Regions from separate parts of the Mus musculus genome. Here region 2 is linked to region 1. The links are chromatin loops, found by intact Hi-C in ENCODE. Cell type or tissue: heart. All regions are shown on one strand. Each heading gives the region's core, and the rest is flanking DNA. Links, peaks and the distances in the headings are about the cores only. Region 1 has its middle 15 kb from the start of Frem2. Region 2 overlaps Gm30735 (a long non-coding RNA gene).

What was found. Peaks named below come from ENCODE experiments on the same cell type or tissue, not always from the same donor. Only the 100,000 strongest peaks of a DNase experiment are listed, where the experiment ranks them.
Region 2: a loop joins it to region 1, with 2.1 times the contacts of the local background. A loop is called at or near these places in 2 of 42 quality-filtered maps.

What each region holds. Positions count from the first base shown.
Region 1 is chr3:53,668,504-53,676,844 of GRCm38, reverse strand. No RefSeq gene overlaps it. Among named protein-coding and RNA genes, the nearest start is that of Frem2, 15 kb to the right of the region's middle. In heart, for the core only: no CTCF peak of the experiment used is centred there; no DNase peak of the experiment used is centred there; H3K4me3 peaks cover 248 bases; H3K27ac peaks cover 3,698 bases.
Region 2 is chr3:53,725,871-53,734,211 of GRCm38, reverse strand. It overlaps Gm30735 (a long non-coding RNA gene), which reads right to left. Exons shown (of 5, transcript XR_867291.2): 3 at 6,882-7,111; 4 at 4,167-4,257; 5 at 1-1,572. Among named protein-coding and RNA genes, the nearest start is that of Gm30735, 27 kb to the right of the region's middle. In heart, for the core only: CTCF peaks have their summits at 4,229 and 6,257 (motif pointing right); no DNase peak of the experiment used is centred there; H3K4me3 peaks cover 864 bases; H3K27ac peaks cover 573 bases.

The sequences.
Region 1 (8,341 bases), core at 325-8,324:
TTGGTTGACAGCATCCCTAGCAGAGTCTTAGCTTGATCTAAGGGATGTTTACTATTGACCATAAGACATAGCTTACATACTGAAAACATTTACGTTATTTGGCTTTCCAGGTTCTTATATGATATGCAGTGGGTTGAGATATTTTATACCCAACAACATTGATTATTTCATCTCCATCTGTTTTGCTACTAACATAGAGCCTTTGTGACTAACTATCACTTCAGACTCTCATAGAAGACAATGCCTAAAGATGGTACTCTCCCTTGGATAGAGGCCATATTTTCTATCTTAGACTGACTACCTTGCCATACCACCCAGCTATATCACTCCTCAACAGTTACCCAAAAGACCCCATGTTAACAAACCAGAGATGCTTACACGTCAAATCTTATTGCAGCACTATTCACAGAAGCTAAATTATGGAGCCAGACTAGGTGCTCAAGACATAGGCATGGATAGAGGAAATATGGTTCATAGACACGGGGGAATTTCCTTCTACCATAAGAATGAAGTTATATGGTCTAAAGGAAAATGGATGGAAGTAGAGATAATTATATTAAATATATTAGGTTTGTTTCAGAAATGTAAATCATGTGTTTCAGTTCATTTGGGGGCTTTTAGCATTATGAATACTATAGAATCACATGTTTACCAATGACAAGAAACTCAGACAAGTACCCTGGCAAATGACCCATACAGATGTGATGCTAAGGTCATGTGTCTTGAGGACATAGATGCCCTGCAGTAGAGACTTTTCCAGATTTTGATCTAAATGACATAAACAGACATTAACTACCTTTATTTCTGTCTTAATTCCCTTTTTATTAAATTATTTTATTTATTTACATTCCAAATGTTGACCCCCTTCCAGGTCCTCCCTCTCTGGGTTCTTCACCCCCTTCCTCCTCCCCTTTGCTTCTCGGAGGGTGCCCTCCCACCCAAGCCCCATCCCTATCACTCACCCACCACACACCCACCCTCACCCTCCTAACACCCCCCTTCCCTTGGGCATCAAGTTTCTACAGGATTAGGCACATCCTCTCCCACTGAGGTCAGACAAGGCAGTCCTCTGCTACATGTGCCAAGGGCCACAGACCAGCCCATGTGTGCTCTTTGGTTGGTGGCTTAGTCTCTGGGAGCTCTGAGGTGTTCAAGTTATTGATATTGTTATTTGTCCTGTGGGGTTGCAATTCCCTTCAGCTCCTTCAGTCCTTCCCTTAACTCTTCCATAGGGGTCCCCCACCTCAGTCCAATGGTTGGCTGAAAAATACCTGCATCTGTTTCAGTCAGCTGCTGGTAGAGCCTCTCAGAGGACAGCCATGCTAGGCTCCAGTTAACTACCTTCCTTATCTCTTATTTATCCAAAATTTCCTAATCTGCAAACACAATGCATTAGGCCAAACTCTGCTTTTAATCAACACATATATTAGGTAACTAGTTCTTTTGAAAATAGTGAAGTAGGGCTGGAGAGATGGCTCAGTCATTAAGAGCACTGGCTGCTTTTGCTGAGATCCAGGTTCAATTCCCAGCATCTACATGAAAGCCCATAACCATCTGTAACTCCAGTTCTGAGGACCCAGTGCCCTCTTGTGGCTTCCACAGGCCCCAGGCACACACATGGTGTAAATATATACATACAGTCAAACGCTCAAACACATAAAATAAACAAATATATCTTTAGAAAATAATGAATGGGGAGAGGGTCTGGAGAGATGCATCATGGGTTCAGAATGTTGATTGCTCTTCCAGAGAACCTGAGCTGGATTCTCAGCATCCAGTTCCCGTAATTCACAACAACCTGAACTCCAGTCTTCTCTTGATCCCTTCAGGAACCCACACGCGTGGCAAACATGCACAGCATAAACACACTACACATACCACACACACCACAGTCATATACCACGAACACACCACACACATACATATCACACACATACATACATACACACACACACACACCACACTCATATATCACACACACACATTTCACACACATACCACATACACACCACAGTATAGTACACACACATACTACACACATACCAAACACACTCACACCACACACACACACACACACACATACACACACTCACCATACACACATCATGAATACATGAATAAAAGAAAACAATAATAAAAAAATAATAAACATTCCTGTGTTCTGATCTCTTTTGTAAGGGACATTTAAAAGGGAATACACACTTTTAAAAATAGGCATGTGGGTTTTGTCTTTTCTCCCAGGAAGAGTTAACAGAGGGCAGACATTTCCACTGTCTTTTTTTTTCCTAAAATGCTCTATTTTCTCTGACAACTGTGCTTAGTGAAGAAAGAAGTCAGATTACAGAGTCAGCTGCAAGACCCAGGCAGGCTAGGTGGGACCTCAGCTACTTATAGGCAGCCACTCCCACAGAGAGATAAAAGGACAGCTAACACAGAAAACTCCAGACAGAGGAAAGTTTAACCCTTTCCTCTCCAGAGGCAATCAGTCAGCTGGCTTTGTCTTCATACTGAAGTTGGTCAGAAATCGCTGTTTTCCTTTTTCCAAAGCAAATATGTGGGAAATCCTTTTTGAAAATCTATTGTAAACATAATCTAAAGTTTAAATTTTTAATGTGTGCCAGTGGTGTGTGTGTGTGTGTGTGTGTGTGTGTGTGTGTGTGTGTGTGTGTTTGTCTGTGTCTTTCTGTGTGTGCACTCTCAGCTAGTCTAGCTGGCTAGAGAGTTCCCAGCATCCTCTTCACTCTACCTCCTAATGTGGGGATCGCAGACCAGAGCAGCTATGCCACACTTTTTACACAGGTGATGGAGATTTGAACTCAGGTCCTCATGCTTGCAGAAACTCACTAGTCATCTCCCCAACCTTATTTAGAGGGCTACATTTCAGGCACACGATGCAGATAGCCCTATATATCCACAGAGTCCTTAGCAACACTGGCCAATCATAGATCAAAAGTGTTTTGTTTTTGTTTTAAAATGTCTATACTGAATTTATAATGGGAATTTCTATAAGTAGCATTGGGGGGGGCGGTTCAAGACAGGGTTTCTCTGTGTAGCCCTGGTTGTCCTGGAACTCACTCTGTAGACCAGGCTGGCCTCAAACTCAGAAATCTGCCTGCTTCTGCCTCCCAAGTGCTGGGATTAAAGGCATGTGCCACCACTGCCTAGCTATAAGTATCATTTAATTGTATTAAGTAAAGTGCAAAAGCTAGTGTCCAAGGACAGAGCACAGCATGAGATGGAGAGGCCTGCTAGTGAGAGTCCCTTCTCCATCCTACCAGTGAACTGTGCACAGGGCAAAAGGCGATGGTTTTCAGCAAAGTACTCCACTTAAGGGAGTGGAAGAGTTAAGAACTAGGAGCCCATCTACCTCATTTTAACTCCTGCAGTTACTTTCCACATACCTGTAATCCCAGTGTTGAGAACACAGAGTGTGTTGGGGGATGGGGGGAATAGGGGATCATGGCCGGCCATTCTAGTCACGCCAGGTTCTGTGACACGCTGTTTTGAAATAGTAAGGTTAGAAGTGGTTGAGGGAGACACCTGATGTCATCCCCTGGCCTCAGCACTCATATGCATGTGAGTACATGTGTGTCCCACCCATGTGAACACGTACACACACACACACACACACACACACACACACACACACACACACAGGAGCACAGTCATACAGAGACCCAGGTCCACACTCAAGAACAGCTATCATTCCACGTGAGGCACCACACTCATTAGCTAGGTTATTTTTTTACAACCATGTACAAAAATCAATGTTATGAAGAAACTAGAAATTAGACAAGACTACAAAGCTGAGATAGAATAGCAAAGTTCTTTTCTATCTTAATATTACCTCCTATGCAGAGCCGTACCTTAAAATGTGCCGGCTGGCCCTTTGGCACCAGTCTACAATAGCAAAGAGAATGTTATATGAAAATTCAATAAGCAGTCCTGAACAGTTGTGGGCCCTTTCCCTGCATACCTCCCTCCTTTCAAGCCCCTAAGTCCCCATGTGTACTGTGCTATCCCCAAAGCCCAAAGTAAAAAATTCAAAGTAGACACAGACTTTTCTCATGGATGAAAACACATCATGGTTCAGTTGCCCAGATCTTCAACTGCTCACATTTTCCCAGCTACATGTCTACTCTTGGGATTTTTCCATTAGGTTACCCTGACTTTTTCAGCTTCTCTGCTGAAGTATTGAAGTGTTCAGCAGCTCCAACCATGGCTGCTCCTAGCTCTGGCCACCTATACAGAAATCACCTTGCTCTGACCGTGGTGGAGTCTCCACTTTCTCCACAACTTTGGTCTCCCAACATTGCAATGATGAAATGCAGAAACCTATGTGTCAGAAACATTTTGCATGTGTGTATAGATCCCCTCATACCATTACATTGCTTTGCTATAAGGACTGGGAGGTTTTCTGACTCTGAAAATCATAAGCAGTGGCTACTGAGGGGGTCCAGAGCTTCTTTTGTAATGCTGCTAAAATCCACCGTCTGCTTGATTAGCATTTGTCTTGACCTAGATTTCAAGGGCCACAATGTTGGACTTCATTTCTAGGTCCAATGTGATTTGAGTGCGGCTTGCCTTTATTCTGATTAATCAATACAAACTCAAAGCTGTTCACCAGAGAGAGAGAGGATGATTGCTGATGACTGCCATTAAGGACCGATTGAAAAACCAACCCACCTGCCTGCAAACCCATGGCTGGGCCACAGGAATATTCTGTGCCCTACACAGCGTGCAGCACCTCTGATCAGAGTCTCCTTCTAGAAAGTGGATCTGCTTTTAGAACTGTCGGCATTGCTTTCCAAACACTAAGAACAGAGGCATGCAGCGTGGATCGACAATAATGCCCGTGCATGTTCAAACTTGATGGTGTGCTATATCGGCGCTCACATAATATCTGTTGGAGTGAATTATGACACAAGTCTACGAATGGTATTTTGCTTGCAGTCCAGAAAGTGTCTGTATCTCTAAATGCTTGAGAATCAGAGATAAACTCACAGGGTCAGCCACTGGGTGACACAGAGGAAGGTCCTAACATGTGGGGAGAAAGGCAGCAGACACGAAGCGCAGGGGTGTGTCTAAGCCCTCACGTGAGATGGGGACACCAGCTAACACAGCAGAGCAATGAGAGATGATTCCTGTCCAAAAGCTCATGTCGCTGCCACATGGCTTCTGTACCTTTCATTTCTATTTACTCTCTGCAGTGAAGCTGAGTGACAGGGCAAGTGAATGCGCTTGCATATGCTTGTGTATCTAATGGCTTGGGACCAGTGTTATGGGCTTGGTCAGCCCTGGTTTAAGAGTTTTCCCATCCAACATTTGGGAGGGCAAAGAATAGAACTGGAGGAAAACGAGACAACGTGGGGGTGGGTTTTGTGATTTGTCAGAAGCAGCAAATCTGAAAGCCTCTTCCTGGGACTATCTGTGTTCCAGGCCTTATTCCATTTGAGTTCATGGGTTGAAATCTAAGTCTTTGGCTTCTGCTTTTGATTACATAGTTTGGAAAGAGTTCTGACTGTCAACTCTGGGCTCCTGGCTCCCTGAATAAAACCAGTGACAGATGCAAAGTTCATACAACCAAGCCCCAGAAAGTTCATCCACACGGATCCCTGAAAGTTCACACGCATGAGCTCTTGAGGGAAAAAAAAAAAAAAAACTTCCTGGGGAAGGATGGATGAAAAACCTAATAAAATTCTCAACAGAGTTAATAACTCAGAAATTACTTAACCTTAGTACTCGATGCTCCTAACTATGTTAGAAGTGCCTGCCCAGAAAGGGAAATGTCATTTCTCATTTGCTTGAGAATGGGTCACTCTTCTATGCCTCCATGGGCGACTCCAGGAACCATGCTATCCTCCCAGGGAAAGCTGCACCATGACAGGTTCTGTCATGTCAAGTCCCCGAGTTCTGAGCACTGCCCGTGAGATGGGCTAACCTGAAGAAGGCCACGAACACAGCTCTGGATCCTCACGCCCTGCTGATCAGCATTAAACATGTACTGTAGACCCTGTGGGTTACTTATACAAAATCCCATCCAACAGAGTGGAGTGTTGTATTGGTTCCTCCTCCACTGGATTGCTTAGTCTTATTGGTAGTTATTAAAACTTATGCAAGCCATCCCACCATGTCTAGTAACACTGTTGAAAACAGTATCTTTTTAATATTCGTAAAACCAAGTGTATCATTTCAGTACCATTGGAAGAGGAAACACACTTGTGTTATGCTGGGGTCAAAGGAGTTCAAATATTCTAATAGTAGCTTTTGTTTATTTGTGTTCCCGTACAAGATACATGTAGCAGATTCTAAGAAAGAAGCCCTATTTAGAACACTCTGTCATTAGTTCTTTTAATAACCTGATTTTCCATATCTAATATCACCTAGAATGCTTATGAAATAGTTGATATTTATAGTTGTAGCAAACCAAGTATTTTCAGAGATGAAATCAGAGTACTACTGCATTAAAATAATGTTTTACAAGCTGTTTGTTTCTATTATCTATGATAGATACTCTCCTTTGATGTATAATGAAGTGTATTATTATATTATATTATTATACATATACTATTATGTATATGTATTTTTTTCAATACATTTCCTGCAGGAGCCAGCAGAGCACACCCTGTCTCTTAGGCATTGTTCTGATGTGTCCATAGTAACACATCTTTGGACATGACATCATGAGGCCTGTGAGGTTCATGTCCTAAGAGATAAACTTTCAGTCACAAAAGTCAAATATTCTACCACAGCTGAAAGAGAAAAGTTAGCCTTCCTCTTCTATCATATGCCTAGATTAACAAAAAAGTATGTCTCCAGACTAAACCTAGAGAAGCCCCTGGATGTATTCTTTCCCAGTTAAGACTCAGCTTGCTTAATTGTGTCTTTGTTCGAATGCCATCTGCCCACACTGTAAAGCTGTTCTCAGAAACTGGGCCAGACAGATACCAACACGCATGAATCTTGAGGAATTCAGAAGAATATGTACAAATGCACCAAAAAATTCTTGCTTGACTATGTAATTGAAAGGGAGGGAACACTACTAACTTCTAGAATGTGAGAGGCAAAATAATTACATTATTCCAAAGTCTAAAATAATAGTAAGAAGACCAGGAGGAAAAGTTGTCCCTGAAATTTGAGACATTATGACTATTCCCTACAGCCCCAACAGAAATAATATCTTTGTATTTCCTAGTTTTATATTTAAAAATGAAAGAAACTCAACAGTCTTTTCTATAATGAAATTACAGCTCTCTTCCCTTTAGTCCAGCATGCTAGACAGAGATGTGTGTGCACTTACGTTAATGCAAGCTCTTTGGAAAACTTTGAGGGAGGTCTCTGGCCTGTGTCACCTTGAGTTCTATTGTTTGGCCGTGGATAACACATTCTGGAGCCTCGAATTTCTCTTCTGGTTCTGATGAGACAAGTTTTCCATTGTGTGAGCTGGAGGCTAGAAAGCTGCCCTTGAGTCTGCCATGGCTCACTCGGCTGCCAGGTCTCACACGGTCCTTTGCACGAGCTAAGAGCTCAACAATCAATTATTCAGATTATTTGCTTTGGAAACACTTTCTATCCAAACATCCTAGCCTCCCCTGTTCTCCTTGTTCCTGTAGCCCTCTCTCACCCATTGATCCTATCCATCCATCCCTTCACAGTGGCTTCCTGGGCACGATGCTCACCCTGCAGAGAGCTCACCACCACAGCAATCTTTGTAAAACATTGTCATTTAAGACTTTAAGAATCTCTACTGACCACTATTGATTTACATTTAAACTCTTTTTTTAAGACTGAACATACTAGCCTATTAATCAATACTCTCCTTTATACTACAAAAGCACCTCCTCTTACATGGCCAGTGCCAACATCCAGATTTAACCACACCTGAGTCGGCTCTCCTATGTTCCCTTAGCCCTTAAGGGCTCCCGTTTTCCTTTGGTTGTCTAGGTTAATCCTTCTGTTGAGTTCAGGACTCTCACATCCCCATTCCTCCTTCCTCCTTTAACTACCTTCTCGCCAGTTCTAACTTCTGAGCAATCATAGTCTTCACCTAGCAACACACCTCTGACTTAACCACACACTGCTCTCTCTTCTCTCTAACTGATCGTATGCTCTCTTACTTCTCTCTAACACTTCAGCCTATCGCCTTATTGGGACGATGTATCCAATTTTACAGATAAATCCTCAAGTATAGAGGTAACGTTTAAATCGTCATGTCTAAGGCTAAATCATGAGTCCCAGCCATGTAGGGAGTTCCTGGTTTTCTCAATGCTATACATTGATCTCCATCTGCCCGGGCAGAAGTTATAAGGGGAAAGCAATGGAAAATGGAGGGAAAAGTGAG
Region 2 (8,341 bases), core at 189-8,188, 58 kb before region 1:
AGCTGTGGCACTCAAACTCGTTCTCTACGGTACTCTGTGTCTAGGCTACAGGAACAGTTGTTCACAACTCTGGGCATGATTCTTCCTCTGGTTCGAGAGATTGCCAGCTTCTTCTGCTATCTGTGCTATAAGAACTGATTCTCGAGAACATTCATCCTGCACACCCGGGGGGAGAGGGGGCGGCGTGTGTGTGTTGTGTGTGTGTGTGTGTGTGTGTGTGTGTGTGTGTGTGTGTAAGTTGGCTTCCGACCTGCAGCCTTCTGTTGTGAGTACTAAGCATGAAGCAATTGCTCTAGGACATTCTTCTGTATTAGTCAGGGTTCTCTAGAGTCACAGAATTTATGGAATGAATCCATATATACCAATGGGCCGCTGAGAATGGAAAGTCCAAGCATCTGGTAGTTGCTCAGCCCCACAAGGCTGATTGTCTCGGCTGGTCTTCAGGATAAGCTGGGATCCTGAAGAAGTGGTCCCCAATGGATATGCTGGCAAAGGGAATGCAAGCAGGCAAAGAAAAGCAAACCCTTCCTTCTTCATTGCCCTTATGTAGGCCTCCTGCAGAAGATTTGGCCCACATTAAAGCCGTGCCTGAAGATCTGGCTGGATTAAAGGTGTGCGTCATCTCACCTCAAGATTTAGATCACAAACTTGGTGTCTTCCCGCCTCAAGATCCAGATCAAAGGTGTGTTTTCTCCCCGACTCAAGATCTGGATCAGAGGTGTGCCCTCCATTTCTGGATTGTAGTTCATGCCAGACAGCGTCAAGTTGACAACCGAAAATAGCCATCACTCACCCCAAGAGAGTATTATCCTCATATTCTGTGGTCATGAGTTGAAAGAAATTTTACTTAAAAACAAGAAAGCTTGATTCCTTCAGAGTGTCAAAATTGAATATAACATTCTAAGCCATGTGGACATTAACTGGGGAAAAAATGATCAAAACCATGAAGCTGAGAGCAAAACTTGACTTCTGTGTATTTCAGTGTCTTCATTTGTAAAATAAGAACAACACCAGCCCTTGTTCCTCTTGGCTCTTTCACAGTGGTATATAGCAAACAATATAGAAGCCGAAATTCTCATTAAACAGTTATGATGATGTCTTCGTTGGGGATTTTACTGCTGGAACAAAACACCATGGCCAAAAAGGAAGTTGGGGAGGAAAGGCTTTATTTAGCTTACACTTCCAGATCATGGTCCATCATTGGAGGAAGTCAGGACAGGAACTAAAGCAGGGCTGGAGCCTGCAGGCAGGAGCTGTGCAGGGGGCATGGAGGGGTGCTGGTAACTGGCTTGTTTAACATGGCTTAGCAGCTTTCTTTCTCATAGAACCCAGGACCACCAGACCAGGGACAGCACTCTCCTTATTAGGCTCCCTCGTTGATCACTAATGAGAAAATGTCTCACAGCTGGATCTCATGGAGGCATTTCCTCAACTGAGGCTCCCTCCTCTCTGGCTTGAGCTTCTTGTCAGTCAAGTTGACCCTCAAAACCAGCCAGCACAATGTCTGACTCCATTTTATTAGAGGAAAGATGAAAGTCTTCAGTGACTCTTATGTTAGCCAGCTTTCTGTCACTATAACAAAACACAGGAGATAATCAAGTTATAAAGAAGAACGATTACTTTTTCACTTGGACTTCTAGGGGTTATAGCCCTAAATAGATCGGCCCGTTAGCTTTAGGTGTGTGGCAAAGTAGCAAAGAGATTCAGGCAGAAGAAACCTGCTTTCCTGGTGGGTGGAGGGTGCACTGAAGCAGAAAGAAGACAGAGAGGAAGAGATCAGAGAGCTACTGACCCCTGAGGTCATTCACCGTCCTACACAATGACGTAATGACTTTCCACAGAGCCTCAACTCTAAACCTCTTCTTAATTACACCACCATGGAACCAAGCTTTTGACTCATAGGCCTCTTAGGCAAGCATTCAAGATGGAGCTGGAGCAAATGACATTGTCACTAGTGATTAACACTGCCTGTGTGAATGGGGTTCCTAGAGCAAGAACACTATCTGGAGGTAAGTAACTCATAACCCACTCCCCGTGATTTATTATTCTCCTTTATTCTCTATATTGCTGCCTTGCCTACATCTGAAATAGTTGCAATGTCTATTTTTGCTTCCGTATTCTGGCATTTACAAGAAAATCCCCCACTCTAAGGAACCTCCTAATAGGTTACCCAACTTTAAATGTGTCACTTTTATGCCTGATGTGTGCACTGATGATTCTCTGTAAAGATCTCATCTTACAAATCTTCTAAACCAAAAAAAAAAAAAAAAAAAAAAAAAAAAAAAAAAAGATACAGCTCATGAGTAAAAAGAAACCAGTGAGGGGAGATAATAATCCTAATTAATCAAAATAATCCTATGTAGTTGCAGGATGCTGTCTCCTCCCCAGACTGCCACATAACCAAATCACAGCGGGGAGTCAGTCTAGAACTCAGAGCGAGCAACTTCCACATAGCGTCGCGGTGGTTGTGTGCTCCACCATAGGGTTCTTTCCCCCAAATGGCCTTTTCTAACCTACTTGATGTTCTTGACGCTGCAGGTATTCTAGAATGTTTCTCTGTAGGTGACTGCCCTCCCTCCACTGCCCACCATCACACATTTAATCCACCCAGCTGGTTTCTTACACAATGTTTTACTTCAAATTTCATCTCAACCAAGCTGTCTCCTTTCAAGACTTTACCACCTCAGAGTATTTCTTTGGGGAAGTAGGAGTCTGTCTTTCACATCTCCATTTTCCCACCTAGATTATTCATTTGGCATATTGTGTATTTAATCTCAATGTATAGGTACAATAGATGCATATTAAATATGAAATACAAATTTAAAGAAAAGATTTATAGATGTTAGCTAAGAAGCCTGTTTCTCATTTCTGACTAAAGAATAAATCCTGCAAAATGATCAAGTCTTAAATCCAGAATGGAGGGAAATCTGTATCAATAGTGAATCCATTTATTTGTTTATATAACCTATGTAGATTGGTTTGTTGATAATTGATAATTATTCATCTCCTCATAATTATCGCAGCTATATTTTCTCCCATGTGCATTTTAATATTTATTTTCTGAAGACCAGATGGAGAAGTACATCCATCGATGCTTAATTATTTTTTCTCCCTATGAGATTTTAAAACTATACAGCGAAATAATTTCCTAAATAGAGAAGAAATACAAACGTATAAATGTTTCAGTGACACTTCGGGCTTATTTGGATTTCTTCCCTCAGTGTACTGAAGCTTGCTACCATTATCTGGAGCATATTGTCACCTTCAGAGAAAGCCCCTTCCCTCCTGTCAGAAATTGGGCTGTGAACGAACCCCAGCTCTCCAGCTTTCTTTATGCACAGTCCTCAGAAACTGTCATCCAAGTGAGCCCTTGTGGGGAGCGCCATCATCAAAGGACCCAGAAGCATAGTGAGGCTTAAAGTGTCACTCATCAGAGAGATAATGATGCTTTGGAGACCCCGTGTCATTTGATCATTTCTTTTTTCCTAAGTGCCATTAAGTCCCTCTTTGGCCAAGCATAGGGCTTAGCAAACAATGTGTAATTCAAACTCCAACGAGATTGGGCAGGAATGCACACCAACTAATCACAGTGGTGGCAGAGCCAGAGAGCAAAACTCTTCCGCCTGCTGTTTGCTGCCTATCAGCAACACACCACGGGGACTCCCGCCAAAGTGGCTTATCTGAAAAGACAGAGTAAGTGCTAAGACAGAGTTGCTAAAGCTTGTGACCATGATCAGTGGTCCCTCCTTGAAGAATTGTGGTCGAGTTAAACATAAATCAGAACCATTAATTAAGAAAAGCATCTACCGAGTCACCAGGGAGAAAAGTAGCTTGCAATGACCTTGCCAGCAGAGGCAGAAACCCTGAGCCCCAGCAGGTGTCGGGTCAGTGTGGGGCCCCTCAGCTGGCCCTTGCTTCACTTTCCTTGTATCTCTGGCCACTTACTCTTCACCAAGGGGTTTGCCTTCTGTGTTTGTTGTTAAACCCAACAGATAGCAGATGTTTTGATCTTCTTTCACCTTTGGGAAAATGCCATGCTTCTGCTCTGTGAGTCTCTGTTTCTTTGTGGGCCTGTCCTTTGCCTTCAGGTAATGTAGCTCAGTCTTTGGTGGGCTTGCCTTCGCCTTCCTTGGGCGCTTCTAGACTCTTCCCCTCTCCTGACTCACCCATCCACAGGCTTCCTCATTAGGTCACAGCTGGGCACCCTGGGCTGGAATTTCCCGTGTCCCCACTGGGTGGCGATCTTCAGCATAAGAGCTGGAAAATAAATGCCCAGAGATTTTTTTTTCTTTTTTAAGTTTACTCAGTTTATCAATTCAGAGTGGCTTTTTTAAATCTGTTTTTCGTTCACCTCATTTTAGCTTCCTACAGTTGTCACTGATAAGATTCCTCAAATATGTGAGTTTCGAGTTTATTCTTAATGCACTAACTTAAATAATTGTTCCTCACACGCGATCTATGTGTCTACAGTAACAGCCTACACTGGAACTCACCATTATCATAATAAATTTCACTTTAATTTGAACATTCTCTTAAGCTTAAAAAAATCAAGACATATTATACGAAACCAAAGAAGCTTCTTTTAAAATCACTCATGTGTAAGACAGGACAGCGGAGAAACAGAAAATACATACATACACATAGACGGGTTTAGCTTTCAGTTGATCCTATAACAAATCTCCGTAAGCCCAGTGGCCTAAATCAACACAAATGTGTCATCTTACAGTTCTAGATCAGAAGTCCAACAATGGCACCCCTGACTAAATCAGGTCCAGGCCAGCGCCATCCCTCCCAGCTTCCACAGCTCTGCCCTCCTTTAAATTCGGAGCCATGACATCCCTCAGACCCTCAGTCTACCATATGTCGCTCCCTGACTATAGCCTGGAAAGACTCATGTGGCAAGACTAGACCTTGCCAGCTGCCTTACAATGGCCGTCTAGTGCCGTGAAACTGGCATCTCAGTAAGCAGAGTTGGGTCAACCACACGGACAATTGGAGAGCGATAAAGTAACCGTAACCCTGACCTCCATGAACGTGAAACAATCAATGCTTAGTTACTTATGGATCTTACATGCTTGGGTGCTTTGTCTGCATGTATGCAGGTATGCATGTATGCATGTGTACTACACGTGTGCCCTTTGCCTCAGAAGGTCACAAGAGGGCACCAGATCTCCTAGACTCGGGGTTACAGTGGGTTGGAAACTGCCATGTGGGCGCTGGGGACAAGACCTTGGCCTTCTGCAGGAACAGCAAAAGCTCTTAATTACTGGTCCATCCTACGGTCCCTGCACAGTTATTTAGTATATCCACTTCACAAGGATAAAGTCCTTACAGTAGTAACATACAGATAAAAAGAGGGAAAAATTCAAATCCATATTTGACCTCAATATATAACATTAAATTTTAAATGACAAATTAAGGAAATGCATTTATAGTTTCTACTAGAATTGGAAAATTGGCTAAATTCCATGAGATAAAAATATCTATTAAAAAATAGAAGAAAATCTCTATTAAGTCTAAAAATATCTATTAAGAATAGAATGAAGAAAGAAGAAAGAAACTCAATCTAAAAACAGGCAAAAATGTTCATAAACAGACCACAAAAAATAAAAGCAAAATATTCTGAACATATAGAAAACTATTCCCAGTTTCTCTCATAGCTGGGCTACTCAGAAAGTTTTTCCTGGGGGGAAAACTGTTAGTGTTAACTTTTTTACATAATTTTAAATTCTTACCTACTTAAATTATGTATGTGGTCAAACAATATTAACTTCAAATATTAACTACAACTCTAAAATATAATATAAAATGAAAGAAATGAACCTACATGGATATAATATTGTTGAGATCAACACAGAGGAAAAAATAGTTCTGATAAGAACTTTAGAACAGGTTTCTATAGATCCCAAGGGAATATCTGTATATATTCTGAGAATACTGATAACTACCCCCACCCCCACCCCCACCCCCCAAAAAAAAACAAGGAAAAAAAAAGAATGTGACACTCTGCATGTTGAGTGACAGTGGTGTTACTGGTATTGTAATTTTAGTTGTATGATAAAATGAAGCAAATAAATAACCTTATCAGGAGTTCTGAGTTTTAGTGTTAAAAAAAAGGAGATATAAAAAGTGATAGAAAACGTAGTATGCATCACTGTAATGTTATAATCAAAAATAGTAAAAATAAACCTTAAATTTTGTTTGATTTTTATGTACATAAGTGCCTATGTGAGTGTATATGCATCATGTACATGCAGTAGCCCACAGAGGCCAGAAGAGGGTGACAAATCTAGAACTAGAATTACATGCACTAGTGAGTCACCATGTGGATGTTGGATGGAGCAGAGTCCAGGTCCTTTTTAAGAGGAGCTGGCACTGAAAGCACTGAGCCATCCCCAGCCCAGCACTCTTTTAGAAGCAGACTTTCCAACCACAGGAAGCATTTCAGGACACATTCTCTCCCCTGAGCTGTTTCTGAGTGTTATTTACACTAGTTAGTGTGCTAGAAAGCACACCCACAAACTGGACATGAAGTACCGAGGTTTATTAAGAGAAGGGGGAGATGTCTCAGAGAGTAACACCGGAAAATGCCTCGGGTCAGAGCACCAGTTTCACAACTGTGGAAGGAGAGACCGGGGGGGGGGGAGGCTCAGACCCTACACACATCTGTGGAGTGTATAGCCAGGCTAACTACAAATCTTCGTGCAGAGGTCATTAATTAACGTGTATCAGTTGTTCAGAGTAATGCACCTAGTTGAACTGTGAAACGGCGGCTAGTCTATAAAATTCTGAGAGCACTCTAAAGCTGACTCCGTAAGAAACATGAGCATGCGGGGCCGAAGCGGAAACGAACTCCACAGGAAGATCAACAGTCAACTAACCTGGATCCTTGGGGTTCTCAGAGTCTGAACCACCAACCAAAGAACATACACGGGCTGGGCCTAGGCTTCTCCGCACATGTAGCAGGTGTGCAGCTTGGTCTTCATCTGAGTCCTGAACAACTGGAGCAGGGGCTATCCCAAAAGCTGTTGCCTGTCCGTGGGATATGTTCTTCTAGCTGGGCTGCCTTGTCTGGCCTCAGTGGCAGACGAAGTGCCTAACCTTGAAGAGACTTGATATGGGGGTGTGGGGTGGGGGGTGGAGAGTGGGGATGGGAGGAGACCCTCCATGAGGAGAAGGGGGATGGGGGATGGACTGGGGGGACGTGTATGGGGTGGGGGGACTGGGAGGGGAGGAGCGGTAAGCTGTATTTAAAGTGAATAAGTAAAAAAGTTAAAAAAGAAACAAAATGGTCTGAGACTGACTGAGGCTGTGTCATTCCGTGAGAATCACATAGTAGACGTGATCTCCAGGTGCGGGCAGGGTTTTGCCTTCAGGGTTTGAACACATTAGGACAGACTTCATCAGCTCACTAGATTTACAAACTAAGTTTTCCCTTGTCCATTTCCAGGCAACTCTGTCCTTGGGCTAATGTTTCAGGCAGGCAGAGGGAAGTCATGGCCTTTCTCAAACTCACCTTGCTAACCAGGATCCTAAGGTGTTGTGACAGGTCGTCAGCAAAGTTTATCGAAAAGCACAAGCTCAAGCCGGGCATGGTGGCGCACGCCTTTAATCCCAGTACTCGGGAGGCAGAGGCAGGCGGATTTCTGAGTTCGAGGCCAGCCTGGTCTACAAAGTGAGCTCCAGGACAGCCAGGGCTATACAGAGAAACCCTGTCTCGAAAAACCAAAAAAAAAAAAAAAAAAAAAAAGCACAAGTGTGTGCAGTGCTGTATGTTTTACAGTGGTTTTGTTTTGTTTTTGTTTTTTGTTTTGTTCTGTTCTGTTTTGTTTTTGTTGTTGTTGTTGTTGGGGGGTTGGTTTGGTTTGGTTTTTCTAGACAGGATTCCCCTGTGTAGCCCTTGAAACTTGCTCTGAAGACCAGTCTGGCCTTGAACTCAGAGATCCACCTGCCTCTGCCTCCCCAGTGCTGGGATTAGAGTTGTGAGCCACCACACCCAGCTGTGCTGCGTTTTAGTTAGTCACCTCTCAAGATCTCCTAAGGAACTGTTTTACAGGAGGAAGAGACCACCTTTTTAAGTAACCGCCACAAGGCCGATTTGCTTAGAGATTTCAACAGGACATGTAGACTGTTGATTCTGACTCTAAGATAACAGTCCTCAGCAGAGCCCACCGCCTATTGTACATGTCCTACACGAGTTGACAGTGAAGTGCAAAGGCGATTGCTAAATTAGCAAGGGCAAGCATGAGGCACAACAAATAGACTAACCATTAGTTCAGCACAACTAAGTCTGAGACACAACGTAGGCCTCTCGAAACCTCAAACTCAGTCTTTCAACTAC